2 separate regions of the Homo sapiens genome follow, and region 2 is linked to region 1. Evidence: chromatin loops called from intact Hi-C (ENCODE). Cell type or tissue: MCF 10A. All regions are shown on one strand. Each heading gives the region's core, and the rest is flanking DNA. Links, peaks and the distances in the headings are about the cores only.

What was found. Peaks named below come from ENCODE experiments on the same cell type or tissue, not always from the same donor. Only the 100,000 strongest peaks of a DNase experiment are listed, where the experiment ranks them.
Region 2: it touches region 1 in a loop (8-fold over the local background); 3 of 110 quality-filtered maps call a loop at or near these places.

What each region holds. Positions count from the first base shown.
Region 1 is chr17:73,252,793-73,261,880 of GRCh38, forward strand. It overlaps CPSF4L (cleavage and polyadenylation specific factor 4 like), which reads right to left and starts at 9,088. Exons shown (of 6, transcript NM_001129885.1): 1 at 8,924-9,088; 2 at 8,141-8,191; 3 at 4,889-5,041; 4 at 1,139-1,234. The coding sequence starts at 9,026. RefSeq lists an enhancer at 2,779-2,908. In MCF 10A, for the core only: a CTCF peak has its summit at 3,081 (motif pointing right); no DNase peak of the experiment used is centred there.
Region 2 is chr17:73,416,688-73,425,775 of GRCh38, forward strand. It overlaps SDK2 (sidekick cell adhesion molecule 2), which reads right to left. Exons shown (of 45, transcript NM_001144952.2): 13 at 7,229-7,405; 14 at 6,699-6,835; 15 at 5,600-5,747; 16 at 2,479-2,619. Among named protein-coding and RNA genes, the nearest start is that of SDK2-AS1, 92 kb to the right of the region's middle. In MCF 10A, for the core only: no CTCF peak of the experiment used is centred there; a DNase peak (open chromatin) is centred at 4,364.

The sequences.
Region 1 (9,088 bases), core at 121-5,120:
TCCCTAGGAAGGGTGTGGATGGTCATAGGGGCTTCACTTAATAGGGGTGGATAAATCTTCCCATCCTTTCTGTACCACCCTAAAGCATCCACTTCTAGCCATGAGACAGGGATGGGGAAAAGGAACCTTGGAATGTGCTGGAGCAGGTGTCAGCTGGCAAGTTCTGAAATAGAGTTGGAAATGTCACTGACATGCTGTGTCCTGGAGGACTGCATGGATATGAACCACACTTTGTTGCCTTTTATTTATTTAAGTATGGGAGGTACAGCTGAGAAAAAGCTGACCTGGCCGGGTGGGGTGGCTCACACCTGTAATCCCAGCATTTGGGAGGCCAAGGTGGGTGGATCACTTCAGCCCAGGAGTTCGAGACCAGCCTGGGCCACATGGTGAGACCCTGTCTCTACTAAAAATACAAAAATTAGCTGGGCATGGTGGCACACACCTGTAACCCCAGCTACTTGGGAGGCCGAGGCAGGAGAATTGCTTGAACCTGGGAGGTGGAGGTTGCAGTGAGCCAAGATCGCACCACTGCACTCCAACCTGGGTGATAGAAAGAAAAAAGCTAACCCCACAATCCTACTGATCTTCTCAGCAGCCCTCACCCCCGCCCAGATCCCTAAAACCAACAGCACTAAGAACTCCGTAAGAAAAACCTATCTGAAGACAAAGGAGAGGGAGAAACCCTGTTGCTTAGGGCATGGGAACCCTGCTGGGGTAAGCTGCCTCTTAAATTTGGCTGGCAGCAATGGGAAAGGTAGGACATGCTTAAGCAACACTCAGGACCCCCCAGGTGGGTAAGTGGAATGCGGAAGAGAGCACACATGAACTAAGCGTCTCCTATGGGCCTGACCCTGTGTCAAGAGCTTCCTGTGTGGTTCAGTAACTTGGAGAAAGGCATGCAGCTGATACATGCTGAAGGTAGGATTTGAACCCAAGTCAGTCTGCCTCAAGCCTGTTATGGCCCCACACCAGGCTGTGTTTTGTGTGTCACAGCAGAGCTGGAGGAGAACTACAGAAAGGCCTTCTATTTGGGGTTTCTCCAAGGCACAGCCTCATCAGGAAAATGGCCCCTCCCCTGCTGAGAGCTCCCACCCTGATCCCCACAGCCCCTAGGGCTCCCTGGCTTCCAAGGCCTCACCGTCCTTGCAGAAACCTTGGTCATACCAAGGACAGTCCTGGGACTTGAAAGCTGGCTTCACATGGAGGAAGGAACACTCCTTGTTGCTGCAGTCACCTGAAAATCCCAGCACTCTCTGTAGAAGCAGTTTCTCTTTGTGATCACTTCTGTGTCCCCAAACCAGATTGACCTTGCCCCTCACAAACACAGAAGACACTGGCCTTTATTCTGGGAGTCACCAGCTTTTTGAAGATGGAAAGTATGCCTAATCCTTGCTGCAGTCTAAAAAGGGTGGATCCCAGTCCTATTTGCTAAGCAGGGCATGGTCTGAATATACACCTCTGGAAGAGTAAGAGTGAGGGACCCCAGATGGAGAAGGAGGCACTGGAACTGAAGGCCATTAGAGGCTAGCAGGAACAAGGAGAGCCGAGAAGGCCTGCGACGTTAAGTGGAGATATTTCCATGTCGCTGTAACTGCAGCCCCCTCTTCATCTCTACTACAAAACCCATGCTGCCTGCAGAGCCTAGGGAAGCTGTTCCCCTTGGTGGAAATGCAAAGAAAAGCAGAGCCCTGCTCAAGGTGGCACAGGTATGAAAAGAAACATTCTACAGAGTGGGCACCTGCATTATACTAAGCCTGCGTCATCATCTCTCTATGGATTAGACCAAGTCTCAGGTTTAGTTTATTTCCTACAGGGAGCCAGCCCAGTAGGCCCAGGCTACCCAAGTGTCATTATTATTATTATTATTTTGAGACAGGGTTTTACTCTGTTGCCCAGGCTGGAGTGCAATGGCGCAATCTTAGCTCACTGCAACCTCCGCCTCCCGGGTTCAAGCAATTCTCCTGCTTCAACCTCCCAAGTAGCTGGGATTACAGGCATGTGCCACCACGCATGGCTAATTTTTTGTATTTTAGTAGAGATGGGGTTTCACCATGTTGGCCAGGCTGGTCTTGAACTCCTGACCTCGTGATCCGCCCACCTTGGCTTCCCAAAGTGCTGGGATTACAGGTGTGAGCCACCACGCCCGGACCCAGGTGTCATTTTAAGAGCTCTCTTAGATTTCTCTTAGGAAGAAAGCTCTGAAGGAAGCATGGGGGAAGATTCATCCCACTTTCACTTCATTCAAGTTGAGAACTCATGAATCTTTCCAACTTCATCCTCCTTAAATGTCTACAGCTCAGTGCTTTTCAGAGCTGAAGGAGCGTCGTAGCGTCTATTCCACTGATTTTCAAATTGCTCCAGGAAGATCTATTTTATACACTGGGCCTCTACAGAGCAAGGTTTCGCCTAAAGGAAAGTACCCCTAGGCCAGGCACAGTGGCTCATGCCTGTAATCCCAGCACTTTGTGAAGCCGAGGTGGTGATCCTTAGGATCACCTGAGGTCAGGAGTTTGAGACCAGACTGGCCAACATGGTGAAACCCCATCTCTACTAAAAATACAAAAATTAGCCAGGTATGGTGGCACGTGCCTGTAGTCCCAGTTATTCAGGAGGCTGTGGTGGGAGAATCGCTTGAACCTGGGAGGCAGAGGTTGCAGTGAGTCGAGATTGTGCCATTCCATTCCAGCCTGGGCAACAGTGCGAGACTCTGTCTCCAAAAAAAGAAAAAAAAAAAAAAAAAAGGAGAGTACCCCTGATTCCTAAGAGTTTAAAACCACCATTCTTTCCCAGCCCTCTCATTTCACAGAGAACGCCAGGGCTCAGAGAGGGGAAAAGGCCACATCCATTTCATTCAGCTTCCTCACGTTCATGAAGGGTTCATTTGTTCATTGTCAGTATACAGCACTGGGCAGAGTGCTGACTCTGGGCTTGAGCTTTCTAATGAATCAAAGTGACATCACCCCCTAGGTGATGCTGGCCAGCATTTGATGGATGGAGATAACAGAAAGTCATCTACACTGGTTGCCGTTCTGCTGCGTGCACGTCTCTGCATTCCTGGCCTGGCCAGCAGGTGGCAGCAGCACCTCAGCCTTCAATCCGCCTTTCAGAGACGGGGGTACTGGGCTGAAGACCCCGGACACCAGTCCCTTCCAGTGACTCTGTCCCACTCCTACACCTCCCCAACAACACTCTGATTCCAATTAGAGTGATCATCACTTTGATATTCGAAAGCCATATGCATTCATTTACTGTAAGAACAGTAGATTACATCTTGTAATCATGGGCTTACAAGTCTGTCCTCTACTAATTGGAGTTATCTGGGGGCGGAGGGGGACCTGGTCCTGTTCCTGTATCCATGCCCAGGAGCACCTGATCCCCAAACAAACACCGAGGGCTATTGAGGGAATAACTAAGTAGGTGGCATTTTATTACTAAAGTCACAGAATGCTAGGCAGTGACCAAGGGGAACTTGGATAAACATTGTCCTTTCAGGGGAGACATGGGGGCAGCTCTCAGGAACTGCCATGCCTTTGCCTCCCAGGAGCAGGCAGGAAATGGAATATTAGCCTGGGTGGGGCTCTGACTGGCCTAGGCAATGCTTTGCCTCCTTCTCAGGTACCCAGGACCCTCCCATTGGCACTAATGAGGAGCAGCCGCTTGGGGGGCCCTGAAGCTGGCTGCAGCCACATTTGGAAGCCAAGCCTCCTGAGTCAGGGGCATCCAGGGGATTCTGCCAGCTCTCTCTTTGTAGGTCACTCTTTATGGAATACAGTTGGAAAACCACTGGACTAGATAATCCGTAAGGCTCCTTCCAGCTCCGAAAAGCTCTGAGCTGTAGAATCGTATTGTGAAGGGTGAGACCTGAAGCACATTTACAAATTCCTTTCTTAAGTAAGCGGGAAAGTGGCTGCAGCTGCCCCATAAACAGTCCCTTGATTAAAAGGACAAAGGAGGCCGGGCACCGCAGCTCACACCAATAATCCCAGCACTTAGGGAGGCCAAGGCAGGTGGATCACCTGAGGTCAGGAGTTCAAGACCAGCCTGGCCAACGTGGCAAAACCCCGTCTCTACTAAAAATATAAAAATTAGCCGGGCATGTTGGTGGGTACCTGTAATCCCAGCTACTCAGGAGGCTGAGGCAGGAGAATGGCTTGAACCCGGGAGGTGGAGATTGCAGTGAGTCAAGATCACGCCACTGCACTCCAGCCTGGGGGACAGAGCAAGACGCTGTCTCAAAAAAATATATAAAAATAAATAAAAGGACAAAGGATGCCTTGAAGCCAGAGGGAGGTAAGATGCTGGTCCAGGCTTGACCGCACAAGATGACTTTAGGTGCTAGACCTCTGAACCTCATGGATTTATGTTTACAATGACCTTTGATTTCCAACAAGTGATGCTAGTTCTCCGTTTATGGAAACAATGCAAAGTTTCTTCTAAAGTAAGAGTTAAAATAGCAAGACCGTTGGAAGAGCAGACAGTGGTGCTGGGGCTTTGAGGGTACAGCAGGCATCGTGAATGTGGCTCTGAAGGCCTGATATTCGAGAAGTTCTAGCCGGGGCCTGAGAGATGGCTCATTTGAGACATTTCAATATAGTCAGGCTGGGTGTGTGATGAACCAAGAATGGGGAGAGAAACAATCCCTTCTTCCCTTTTGGGGGTATCTGGTATGCACCTTGATCCAGGGGGCAGTAAAGGGCAGGGACTTCAGGGTGCACTTCTGCTTGTCTAGGGGTTTGGAGAACAGACACCTGAGACTCAGACAGGTCTCTCTGGCCTCCAGGGACATGTCCAGCCTCCTCTGCGTGCCCGCTCCTCTAGAAACCTTCCCATCTCACAGCCCACACTGCCACCCTCCAGGGTGAGGCACCGAGCCAGGAAGAGGCCTTACCAAACTTGGAGTAGAAGTAGCACTCAGGCATCCTGGTGAGGTCATACTGGTGCAGGAACTTGCAGTGATCACCCTTCTTGCAGAGCCCCCGGAGCCAGTGCTTGCATACCACCATCTTCTCCCCTCGGTCATGTCGGAAGGGGCAGAGTTTCCCTGGAGATGCCAGAGCACCTGGCTGGGAGGCCCCTCATCCACAGCCTGGGCCCAGCTCAGCCCTCCAGGGGATTCCCCAGGAGGGTACCTGACTCAGTCCCCAGCGGCTGTCCCCTTATCCCTTCACCTGGACCCTGTAGGGGCTGGAACTGGGAGCCGAGGCAGCATGAAGGGAGAGCTTTTTTTTTTTTTTTGAGACAGAATCTCGCTCTGTCGCCCAGGTTGGAGTGCAGCGGCGCGATCTTGGCTCACTGCAAGCTCCGCCTCCTGGGTTCACGCCATTCTCCTGCCTCCATTTCCTGAGTAGCTGGGACTACAGGCGCCAGCCACCACGCCCTGCTAATTTTTTGTATTTTTTAGTAGAGACAGGGTTTCACCGTGTTAGCCAGGATGGTCTCGATCTCCTGACCTTGTGATCTGCCCACCTCGGCCTCCCAAAGTGCTGGGATTACAGGCGTGAGCCACCGCGCCCAGCCAAGCTCTTGTTTTTGAGATGGCGTCTCGCTCTGTTGCCCATGCTAGAGAGCAATGGCACGGTCTCAGCTCACTGCAACCTCCACCTCCCAGGTTCAAGTGATCCTCCTGCCTCAGCCTCCCAAGTAGCTGGGATTACACCTGCAACTACACCCGGCTATTTTTTTTATTTTTAGTAGAGACGGGGTTTCACCATGTTGGCCAGGCTGGTCTCGAACTCCTGATCTCAGGTGATCCATCCGCCTCAGCCTCCCAAAGTGCTGGGATTACAGGCTTGAGCCACCGTGACTGGCCAGGGCAAGCTCTTCTTAAAGCACAGCTGTTCCCACTACCACACCTTTGCCCATCCTTCCCATCTGCCTGGAGTGCCATGCCCTTCTCCAGGGAAGTACCTGGGCTCAGAACAGCTGCCTCCTTTTCATTCCCAGAGTGCCTAACACCCCCTCTCGTCCTGCCAGGGAGCGGGGCCAGGCTTTCCAGCCCAGAATCCCCACACCCAGCCCAGCCCCTGGCACATAGTAAGTGCTCAGTAAGGGTGTGTTGAATTCCCATCTTTAAAAACATCAAATGTTATGCTTCCCGATTCCAGAGACCTAACAGGGTGACAGAAGAGCCAACTTTGTAATGATTTATAAGGAATATTCCATGGAAATGTTACATTTAACTGCTTTATCATCTTCACTCAAGTCTGCCTTGCTATTAGCAGGAAGGACACCCAGTTCCTAAGTTTCTTTAATTTATTTATTTATTTGAGACAGGATCTTAGTCTGTTGCCCAGGCTGGAGTGCAATGGCAAAGTCATGGCTTACTGTAGCCTCAACCTCCTAGACTCAGGAGTTCTCCCATCTCAGCCTCCCGAGTAGCTGGGACTACAGGCATGCACCACCACACTGAGCTAATTTTTTTATTTTTTGTAGAGACAGGGCTTTGCCATGTCATCCAGGCTGGCAGTTCCTGAGTTTCTAAGCAGGTCCAGCCTCATGCCTGGCCAGTTCTCTGACATAATTTGGGGGCTAGGGGAGGTGTTCTTTCCATTTTTCCTTTTTTAAAAAAAAAAAATTATGTTTTGTAGAGATGGGGTCTCGCTATGTTGCCCAGGCTGGTCTTGAGCGATTCTCCAGCCTCTGCCTCTCAAAGTGCTGGAATTACAAGTGTGAGCCTACTCCCCCGGCCAAGGTGCTCTTTTTAAATACCCCTAACCTCCACCCCTGGCTATTGACTTGCTTGGTTCTGACCTTCCACCATAATAGCTTTCTTTCTTTGCAGAAGGGTGTTGCTAGGAACCACTGCTCTAGGGACTGGTTGGGCTGAGCTGAGGAGATGCCACTCAGTCCACATTGAGCCTGCAGGGTCCTGGGTGCACAAGGCCTTGGGCGACCAGTGATCCCATTTCCCTTCTCCCTGTATGGTCTAGGGCTGGCCCCAAGACAAACAAGGCAGGTGGGCGAACATGGCCCCAGGTCCTCCTTTCCTGGTCCCCTCCAGCCCCCCAGCTTCCAGGGACAGACTCATTTGGATCAGAAAACATGTCCTAAACTCTCACACCAGTGAGATTTCTTAACCTAAATGTATAGGCAAGCGGGAGGAAGACAGGGAAACCCTAAAACTGGAAGCCAGTTTTTTTTGGCAATTGTATATTTCTGTTGAAAGAGCCTCTACATGAGCCATGAGCCAGAAGAAAAGTTGAAAACTCTTATATTTGAATCAGGCCTTCCCAGAATGGCTGCATTTGGGGAGAGGGGCCTAGGAAGACAGTATTGACCCAAAGTCAGGGCAGGAGAGAAGTGGAGGATGCTTTTTGATAGCATTTCAAAGATGGTGGCAGGTGCTACCTCAGGGCATAGGGAATGGATGAGACAATTGACCAGTTTACAAACTGAGTCAGAGCAGGGGACTGGGGGAGAAGGATGCCTCTCTTCTAGCTGGGAGGAAATCAAGAAAAACATTAAGAAGCTGGAGCCTCCTGGGAATGCACAGGCCAAAGCTCAGACACACGCCCATCCCAGCAAGGCAGAAAGAAAAAAATACCCCTTTCCAGGCAGCCTGGTTACCCTGATGCGAACTGCAAACTATGAAGACTGCTGCTGAGGCGGGAAAATCTTAGGGGAGGGGCAGGCTGCTCGGTGGATCCAACCACTTATCCTTTGTCTACCTGTAAGTCTAAAATTCTGCTCCATGGCCGGGCATGGTGGCTCACGCCTGTAATCCCAGCACTTTGGGAGGCCCAGGCAGGTGGATCACCTGAGGTGAGGAGTTTGAGACCCGCCTGGCCAACATGACAAAACTCCATCTCTACTAAAAATGCAAAAATTAGCCGGGCTTGGTGGCATGCACCTGTAGTTCCAGTTACTCGGGAGGCTGAGGAAGGAGAATCGCTTGAACCCAGGAGGCAGAGGTTGCAGTGAGTTGAGATCACGCCAGATCACTCTAGCCTGGGCAACAGAGCGAGATTCCATCTAAAAATAAATAAATAAAATAAAAATAAAATTCCGTTCCATCCCAATTTTCCCTCCCCAGGTGCAAATTCGACACCCTATCCCAGGCCAGGCAGAGCCCCTGCTGGGTGTAGCTCAGACAGACCCTACACTCACCCAGCTTGGGGCCCAGGCCTGTCTGCTAACTCACCTTTCTCACAGAGCCCTTTAGTGAAGAAGTTGCACACAGCTGAGGCCGACTCTGGAAGGAGAAGAGGGAACGGAGAAGGTAGCTTCCCCAGAGGCTGCAGCTGTTCCGGAAGCCTCCACCTCCATCGGCATGTCCCACCTAGACCTCCCCCAGGCTCTGGCCTATGGGATCCCAAATCTGGGCCCTGTAGAGGTTAACCTGCAGAGCCAGCCAGCAGACCTCAACCCTTAACCCCCCAACTCTGAAACAGAGGAGCTCGAGGGGCTCAAGCCTGGCCCAGGAGCTCGGGAGGCCAGTGTGGCTTCTCTCAATTCACCGTCTCTCTGTGCCTCTCTTTCTCAGTCTGGAAAATGGGTTGCCCCGAAGCCACAGAAGAGAGAGACAGAGAAGGGGCGGTCGCATCAGGGAGTTGAGCAGAGAGGCCTGTAGAGAAGGAAGGGGGAGGGAGGCTGGGCGTGGTGGCTCATGCCTGTAATCCCAGCACTTTGGGAGGCCAAGGCGGGCGGATCACGAGGTCAGGAGATTGAGACCATCCTGGCTAACATGGTGAAACCCGGTCTCTACTAAAAATACAAAAAATCAGCTGGGCGTGGTGGCGGGCGCCTGTAGTCCCAGCTCCTCGGGAGGCTGAGGCAGGAGAATGGCGTGAACCCAGGAGGCAGAGCTTGCAATGAGCCGAGATTGTGCCACTACACTCCAGCCTGGGCTACAGAGCGAGACTCCGTCTCAAAGAAAAAAAAACAGAGAAGGTAGGGGAGGGAAAGTGGCCCCACCCTCACTCACTGTCCATGCCCTGGAAAGGCAGGAGCCCAGTGCCCTTCTGCATCTCGACATCCTTCTCGAAGGCAAAGGTGAACCGCTCTAGCCCCGCAATGACCTCTTGCATCTTCCGTCTCCTGCTGGGGCTGCGGAAGCTGCTGGAACCCAGGCAGGTGGGCCCAATATAGC
Region 2 (9,088 bases), core at 1,498-6,497, 170 kb after region 1:
CAAGCAATTCTCCTGCCTCAGCCTCCCAAGTAGCTGGGACTACAGGCATGCGCTCCCATGCCTGGCTTATTTTTTGTATTTTTAGTAGAGATGGGGTTTCACTATGCTGGCCAGGCTGGTCTCGAACTCCTGACCTCGTGATCCACCTGCCTCAGCCTCCCAAAGTGCTGGGATTATAGGCGTGAGCCACCATGCCCAGCTACACAGAGTTTTAAAAATAAACATATCAGAAAAAGTTTTAGAGATTTGTGACAATTTGAAAAAACTCGCAGATGAATCACATGGCCTAGAAACATTGAAAAAATTAAGAAAAAGTTATATCATAAATGCATAAAAATATACGTGTTAATCGACTGGTTATAGGTGTGGCTTCTGGCTAGCAGTAGGCTATTAGTATTTAAGTTTTTGGGGAGTCAAAAATTATATGTGGATTGGGCCGGGCATGGTGGCTCGTACCTATAATCCCAGTGCTTTGGGAGGCCCAGGCAGGTGGATCACTTGAGGTCAGGAGTTCGAGACCAGCCTGGCCAAAAAGATGAAATCTTGTCTCTACTAAAAAAAAAAAAAAATTAGCCGGATGTGGTGGCACATGCCTGTAGTCCCAGCTACTCGGGAGTCTGAGGCAGGAGGATCACTTGAGCCCAGGAGGTGGAGGTTGCAGTGAGCTGAGAGTACGCCACTGCACTCCAGCCTGGGCAATGGAGTGAGACCCTGTCTCAAAAAAAAAAAAAAGAAAATAAATTATACATGGATTATCAACCGTGAGGGGGTGAGCACCCCTAGCCCCCACACTGTTCAAGGGTCAACTGTAATTTAAGTAACCAGAGCTAGCTAATGGTTACCTTACTGGGTAGCAGAGGTCTAGGGGATGTGTCTGGACTATTCTATTTGATGGGGGAGGATTGCTAACCAGGGGCACTGAGAGGTCCCAGGGCAGAACTTGCAGGTCTCAGCCTTGGAGGGGTCATGGACTGGAGAGCTGTCCCTGAAGCCTGGGCTCATTTTCTTTCCTCCTCTAGGATACAAGGCTCCCTCTTCTGAAAGTTACTCGCCCAGGTGGAATGAAACACCTGGGCTACCTACTCGACCCATTTCTACCTCCACTGGCAAAAAGAACTCACAGCACTAAAGAAGTAAATGTGTACAAGCAAATTTTGGGGGTCAGACACAAAGGATGGGTCATTCATTTGAGAAACACGATGCATATATAATTCAGCATCTAATTATTGGAAAATTAAGGACCTCAAAGTATTCTGATGCATTACAATGCCCTAAAACACTGCTTCTCTAAACCTGAAGATGCATCAAAGTCTCCTAGATGAGTTTTTTTTTTTTTTTTTTGTTTTTAGATGGAGTCTCGCCCAGGCTGGAGTGCAGTGGTGCGATCTTGGCTCACTGCAACCTCTGCCTCCTGGGTTCAAGTGATTCTCCTGCCTCAGCCTCCTGAGTAGCTGGGACTACGGGTGTGTGCCACCATGCCCAGGTAATTTTTGTATTTTTAGTGAAGATGGGGTTTCACCATATTGGCCAGGATTGTCTCAATCTCCTGACCCCGTGATCCACCCGCCTTGGCCTCCCAAATTGCTGGGATTACAGGCGTGAAACACCACGCCCGGCCTGAAAGATTTTTTTAAAAGCAAAGGTTTCTAAGCCTATCCTTAAAGTTTCTGGTTTGGTAGGTCTTGGAGAGACTTGATAATTTGCATTTCTGACCAGTTCTCAGGTTAGGCTGATGCCATGGGTGCTGGGACCACACTTTGAGAACCACCGCCCTTCAGGATTAGTGAAAAACCCACAACAAAATTAACCAATAGTGGAGCAGTTAAACCCCTGTGAGGGTGTGTACATGCAGGAATGAGACACACGAAGTTGCATAGCATTTTGTAGCCAGAATCTAGAATATCAATGAGAGTTCTCAGTAACCTCAGATAACTTATGAATTTGAACTTATGAATACCACATTTTAGTGACCCTTAATGACTCCCATTTAGGTTACTAGAAGAGTAGTCCCTCAGTCAAATGCAAAGATAAGGGTCTGTATAACTGGGCTTCATTTCCAGTAATAACCAAAGAAAGAACTTTCACTTTTCCATCAATTCTTCGGCCAGCTGGTTTCTCCACTCACGGGTCAAGAGAATTCTGGCCTGTGATGGAATATTCGCGGCTTCCCAGAGCGTTGCCCCTTGGAAAGTTACTTATTTCTTCTCCTGTCTCCTTGTAGGCCTGTTCCTATGTCAGCCCATATAGCCTCCCCTCTCACGCATTCCTCGCTGGTGTCCAGGGGTCTTGCCACTGGAAGTTCTACTAGGTGTCCAACCTAAATCCTTCCTACCACTGAGTAGGCATTTCTTGTTACCTAGTCCTTCCTAGATGGCGAAGGGCCTGCCATGAATTTGCACTGTTTTCCAGTCCACTCCCGATCTTCCCCCATGCCTTTCCCCTTGGGACTGGGCTCCTGTCCCCAGGGTGGACACCCACCTGATGATGTAACCCTTGAGAATTCCATTCTGGTGGCTCTCAGGAGGCGGCTGCCACTGGATCATGATGGACTGGTTGGTTCGACCGCTGGCGATGACGTTCTGTGGAGGGGCCGTGGGGGGCTCCTCGGGGAGGGAGACCCTGGATCACAAAACACCAATGCTCTTAGTCTTGGGGTCAAACACAGGAGTTGAATGGGATATGAGAAGGCTGAACCCTGGCCTGCTCTGACTCTGGATAATTCGGTACAACTGCTGTGTGCATCTGGGCAAGTTACCTGACTTCTCTGAGCTTGTTCTATAAAAGAATTATAATAAAGCTCTACTTGCCTGCCTTATGAGACTAGTTGAGGCTCAAATGATACTACATATATAGTCTCTGTGTATATGTGGATATATGTATATGTCTTTTAAAAACTATAAGGCCAGATGCTGTGGCTCATGCCTGTAATCCCAGCACTTTGGGAGGCTGAGGCAAGAGGATTGCTTGAGGGCCAGAGTTCAAAACCAGCCTGGGCAACATGGCAAGACCCTGTCTCTACCAAAAAAAACAACAAAAAAAACCCAAAAAAACTCCCTCCTGGTGACTTGCACCTGTAATCCCAAATACCTGGGAGACTGAGGTGGGAGGATGGCTTGAGCCCAGGAGGTTGAGGCTGCAGTGAGCTGTGTTTGCATCACGGAACTACAGCCTGGGAAACAGAGACCCTGTCTCAAAAAAAAAAAAAAAATTAATGTACATGTTTTTGGTGCCGTTGAGGGATGTAAGTTTCAGTTTCCTATTTGTCAAGGAAGCTGCTGTTGGGGCTGATGAGGTCATGAGTGTCCAAGTGTTCTATAAGCAGAAATGTTGGTCACATCCCACTGGTCAGCTGCTGGTGTACCTTAACTAGGCCTCCTTTGCTGGCCAGCTGAGCCCCAGGCAGGAGCAGGGCGGGCATGGCGTGTGAGGGAGAGAGCCAAGGACACCCACCCTGCCTCGGGGAGCCAAGCGCGACAGCACGTCTTTCTCTGGCATTGCTGGGGGATGCTGTGTTCTGCCTAAGTGTACTTTTCACATCACGGACACGTGTCCACTCCAAACAAAAGTTAATTATTTTTGATGGATGACTTTCCCTTTTTGTTTATGTTTTTGCTTTTTGATGGATAGCTTTCCTAAGCATGCTGCTCGCTCCCGTGTTTTATTTGAGAGAGTTTTGCTCTTTCGCCCAGGCTGGAATGCAGTGGCATGATCTCACCTCACTGCAACCTCTGCCTCCCGGGTTCAAGCAATTCTCCTGCCTCAGCCTCAAGAGTAGCGGGATTATGGGTGCCTGCCACCAGGGCTGGCTAATTTTTATATTTTTAGTAGAGACGGGGTTTCATCATGTTGGCCAGGCTGGTTTTGAACTCCTGACCTTAGGTGATCCACCTGCCTCTGCCTCCCAAAGTGCTGGGATTACAGGCATGAGCCACTGCACCTGGCCCGCTCCTGTGTTTTTGTAGAGGCTGGGGTAAGGGTGATTTGGCCTTTTTCTTTTTTGTTTTTGAGGAAAGATTTCACTCTTGTCCCCCAGGCTGGAGTGCGGTGGCACGATTTCACCTCACTGCAACCTCCGTCTCCCGGGTTCAAGCAATTCTCCTGTCTCAGCCTCCTGAATAGCTGGGATTACAGGCACGTGCCGCCATGCCTGGCTAATTTTTGTATTTTTAGTAGAGATGGGGTTTCACCATGTTGGCCAGGCTGGTCTCGAACTCCTGACCTCAAGTGATCCGCCCCCCTCAGCCTCCCAAAGTGCTGGGATTACAAGCGTGAGGATTTGGCCTTTTTCTTGGTGACTCAGGGCGGTTTGCATGAAGGTACATTAGGAAGGTGAGTCAGTGTGATGCGGTGCAGCCGCAGGGCAGGAGAAGTTGCAGGGTAGCTTCCCCTACACTTTCAGCCTCTCTGTTGTTGGGATTGTGTATCTCCAGATGCACTGGGGCTATGTCTGTTCATTCCCTGTCCTCCCTCCAGTGGTCCAAACGTGGCATGGCACACGGTAGCTGCTCAGTAAACAGTGAGTATGTAAATCCCCCTGTAACTGCTCTCCACACGGGCTGCCACCTGCCACTGCTCCCTCCCGTGAGATTGTTTGACCCCAGTGGTGCTACCTTAGTACAAGCCAGAGAGACCCAAGCTCATTGCAACTGTGGCAAAACCACCATGATTGATTTAAGCCCCAGGCGTCTTTCAAAGAGCCAAGTGCAAGGCTTTGCGCACGTGATTTGTATCACGGTTGTTCTGACCTCTCCCATGACATCTTTCTTGCTAGAGGTGGCTGCTTGTTCTACGGAGCTGGAGAGGATAGAATTCTCCTTCTACATAGATGGGTATCACCGTGTGATGTTTTTATATGAAGCATCTGCAGCTTTTATTCAATTTCCATCTTTTTTTTTTTTTTTTTTTTTTGAGACAGTCTTGCTCTGTCATCCAGGCTGGATCTCGACTCACTGCAACCTCTGCCTCCCTGATTCAAGGGATTCTTGTGCCTCAGCCTCCCGAGTAGCTGGGATTACAGGCGCCCACCACCACACCCAGCTAATTTTCATATTTTAGTAGAGACTGGGTTTTGCTATGTTGGCCAGGCTGGTTTCGAACTCCTGACCTCAGGTGATCCGCCCGCCTCAGCCTCCTGACGTGCTGGGATTACAGGTGTGAGCCACCGTGCCCAGCAATTTCCATCATTTTATAAAAGCTTTGCGGGAACCCTAGCAGGGCCTGGCGTCGTGCAAGACATGGATATGGAGATCTGTGTAGATCCTGTATCTCTGGAATTTTGCATCCATTTAACAATGACAGCAGCCCATGCGGATGTGGAGTGGAAGGAGGTGAGCCTTTTTGCTTGCACAGCTCCCAGTAACTGGGATGACTACATTTGGTTGGTGCTCACCGCGTTCCCCAGTGCCCTACTCAGAGCACCCCATTTAACCTTTGCAACATCCTGGTGAGGCACTCATCAGGATTGCTCTCCCCTTCTACAGAGGCGGAAGCCTAGAGGGGGCCAGGAGGAGCTGAGCCAGAATCTGCCACATCGGTTTCGGCTGCAGCCCCTGCCTGTTGGAGTCCTGGCGACGCCCCTGTAGAGCGCCAGTGCCCTCACCTCTCGGTGTCTTTGCTGAACTGTCCTTTCCCCACGTCGTTGACGGCACAAAGACGGAACTGGTAGGAGCGTGCAGGAACCAGGCCCTTGACTGTCACTGAGGTAGCTTTGGGGTCCACACTGGCCAGGAGTACAGTCCAGGGGGCATCTGCAGGGACAGTGAGTGGGGCAGAAGTGGGTATCTTGGGTGGGATGAAGCATGCTTCTTACTCCCCACTCCCAGCAGGGTCCAGCTTCACTGGGGCTGGCAAGAGAGAGCCTCCCCAGCTTGGTGCAGGAGTGGCCCGCCATGCCATTTTTCTAGGTCCCATTAGCTCACACGACCCTGGGGAGGAGACGGTGGAGGGTGCCGGAGGAAAGTAAGGGCTTATGGGAACTGAGATGCATTTGTCTCCCCCACTACCCCCCACAAATTGATGAGCTCTAGGCAAGCTGTGTTTAAAATGCCATTCAGGCTGGGTGTGGTGGCTCATGTCTGTAATCCCAGCACTTTGGGAGGCTGAGGCGGGCAGATCACCTGAGGTCAGGGGTTTGAGACCAGCCTGACCAATATGGTGAAATCCCATCTCTACTAAAAATACAAAATTAGCTGGGCATGGTGATGTATGCCTGTAATCCCAACTACTTCGGAGGCTGAGACAGGAGAATCACCTGAACCCGGGAGGCAGAGGTTGCAGTGAGCCGAGATGGCACCATTGCACTCCAGCCTGGGTGACAAGTGTGAAACTCCGTCTCAAAAATGAATAAATAAATAAATAATAAATAAATAAAATGCAATGCGAATTATGCCTGCTCATTTGACTTGGGGAATACATAAATAAATAAATAATAAATAAATACTGGCCATTTTCTTTGCAGCTTCTGCTGTGCCAGGCCCTGAGTTAAGCACCTTTTGTGCGTCATCTCTTTCAACTGTAACAGGGCCTGACAGGCAGATGCCTGTGTTTCCTTCAGAGATGGGAACGCTGAGGCTGCCAGAGGGAAGGATCTGCTCAAAGGCCCAGAACTAGGAAGCAGGAGAGCTGGGACCCCAGCCCAGGGCTGACTCCTAAGTCCAAGCTTGGGCGGGAGGTGTTGGAGGTGACCACGGGAAGCTTACTGTTCTCCGACATCTCCAGAATGTAGCGGATCAGGGGGCTGTTGCCATCAAAGGGCTTGGTCCACGTCAGGTTGATGGCTCGCCTTTCCACGGTGCTGAGAGTGGCCACTGGGTGCTCGGGCGCGTGGGGCAGTTGCCTGGAAAAGAGACACGTGGTCAGGCATCCCTATGTGGTCTGCAGGCAGGTGACGGGGGCGCTGTGGACACAGGTTGTGTAGGCCTTGACCTTCCATGATACCGCATGCTTAGACGTAAAATGTGGCCTTCGGGCCATCTACCTGGAGATTTTTCTCTCTGGAACCAGAGCCCTCCTGCTAAAGCCATCCTCACACCCCCCTGCTCTTGACGGAGGGCCTAACTGAGCTGAGAGAAAGGCCTGGAAGGATGCTGGGGGTATGTCCTGAGCAAAGCTGAACAGTTCAGGTCACACGTGGCCTGGGGATCTGAAAAAAGGGACTCGGCTGGCTCTGAGCATGCCAGTTGCTATTGCCTGGACCGCCTCTGCCGGGGTCTGGGAGGGCTGCCCTTACCTGACTCGCAGGTGGGCACTGCGAGAGTCGTTGCCTCCTGCTGAGATCACCCGGCAGGTGTACGTGCCGATGTCTCCCGACCACGTCTGTGAGATGTGCAGGGAGCCGTTTCTGTCCAGGCGGATACGAGGATGGCTCTCCGTGCCCAGGGTGGCCCCGTCCTTCTCCCAGATGTACCTAAAAGTAAGAAGAACCCGTAAGTACAGAGGGAGAGGAAGGTACCTTGGGAGTGGGCCTAGCCTGAAGCTTGTCCCGAGAAAATAGCTCCAAAGCTGGGCAGAGGACAACTGCAGGCAACAGCCAGGCAGGACACTGGGATCGGGGAGCGGGACACTGTTGAAGGCCAAACAGTCTGGAAGCCCATCGTTCCTGCGGGGAGGGTGCAGGAGAGTGGGAGAGCGAACGCATTCAGTCATTATTGGTCGTTACACCTTCAGTTCAGGTTGGGTCAAAGCGTTGTTGCTTCTGGCCAGAAGCGCTTGCAAAACAGCCAGTGAAAGGTATTCTTCTGAAGAGGCTGAAAGATTACAGCTGAAAAAAGGAATGCAAGTTTCCTCATAGTCACATTTCTGAATTAGTTTTATGAGGGGAATCATTATATCAATGCATCAGTGTGACAAATTGACTATAGTGTCCAAAAAAATCCCTTTAGCTTCGGTCAGTCAATACAAATGGGGCTTGAGAAATTACACACGCATCAGTGCTTGACAATAAAAAATATCTTCTCTGAATTTGTTCTTGAGGAAATAGAACCATTATCATTGTCATCAACATACAGGGAGTGCCAGCCCTGGGGGGCAGGATGCCACACAATGAACCCAGGCGAGGTTGGCCTTGGTTCTCAGTACAAGTGTGAGGAACCCGGTGGTGGCTGAGATGCTTTGCAAATAGCCCCGTTCAGCTGGGGTACAGGGTGGGGGCCTGAGCTGCTGGCTCCCAGGACTATCTGGGTTTACATAATGTCAGATAACTAGGGAGAGTGAATCTGTAATATTTTTAACCTAAGTTTCAAAAGCAGAACCAGGCTGGGTGCATGGCTCACACCGGTAATCCCAGCACTTTGGGAGGCCGAGGTGGGTGTATCACCTGAGGTCAGGAGTTTGAGACCAGTCTGGCCAACATGGCAAAACCCTGTCTCTACTAAAAATACAGAAATTTGCCGGGCGTGGTGGCCAGTGCCTGTAATCCCAGCTACTCTTGAGGCTGAGGCAGGAGAATCACTTGAACCCGGGAAGTGGAGGTTGCGGGGAGCCGAGATGGTGCCACTGCACTCCAGCCTGGGCGACACAGCAAAACTCCATCTCAAAAACACACAAAAAGCCCCCCCAAAAAACAGAAGCAGAACCAACAGAAAAGTAAAAAGTACGGGTAAGAAAAATAAAAAAAGAAAGGAAAAGAAAAAGAAAACTCAAAAGTTTTCTGATACTAGGGAACCACGATTAACATTTGAATGTGTGCATATCTTCCAGACCCTTCTTCCCCGCCCGGATAGGCAGTGCACTGCAGCACTGCTGCATTCAGGAGTCAGACTCTCAGGCCAAATGCTGGCTTTGCTACTTTCCAGCTTTGTGATCTTGGGTGAGCTAATTTATTAATGAATTTATTTATTTTAGACAGAGTCTGGCTCTGTCGCCCAGGCTGGAGTGCCGTGGTGCGGTCTTGACTCACTGCAACCTCCACCTCCCAGGTTCAAGTGATTTTCGTGGCTCAGCCTCCCGAGTTGCTAGGACTATAGGCGAGCACCACCACGCCCGACTAATTTTGTATTTTTAGTAGAGATGGGGTTTCACCATGTTGGTCAGGCTGGTCTCTAACTCCTGACCTCAAGTGATCCACCTGCCTCAGCCTCCCAAAGTGCTG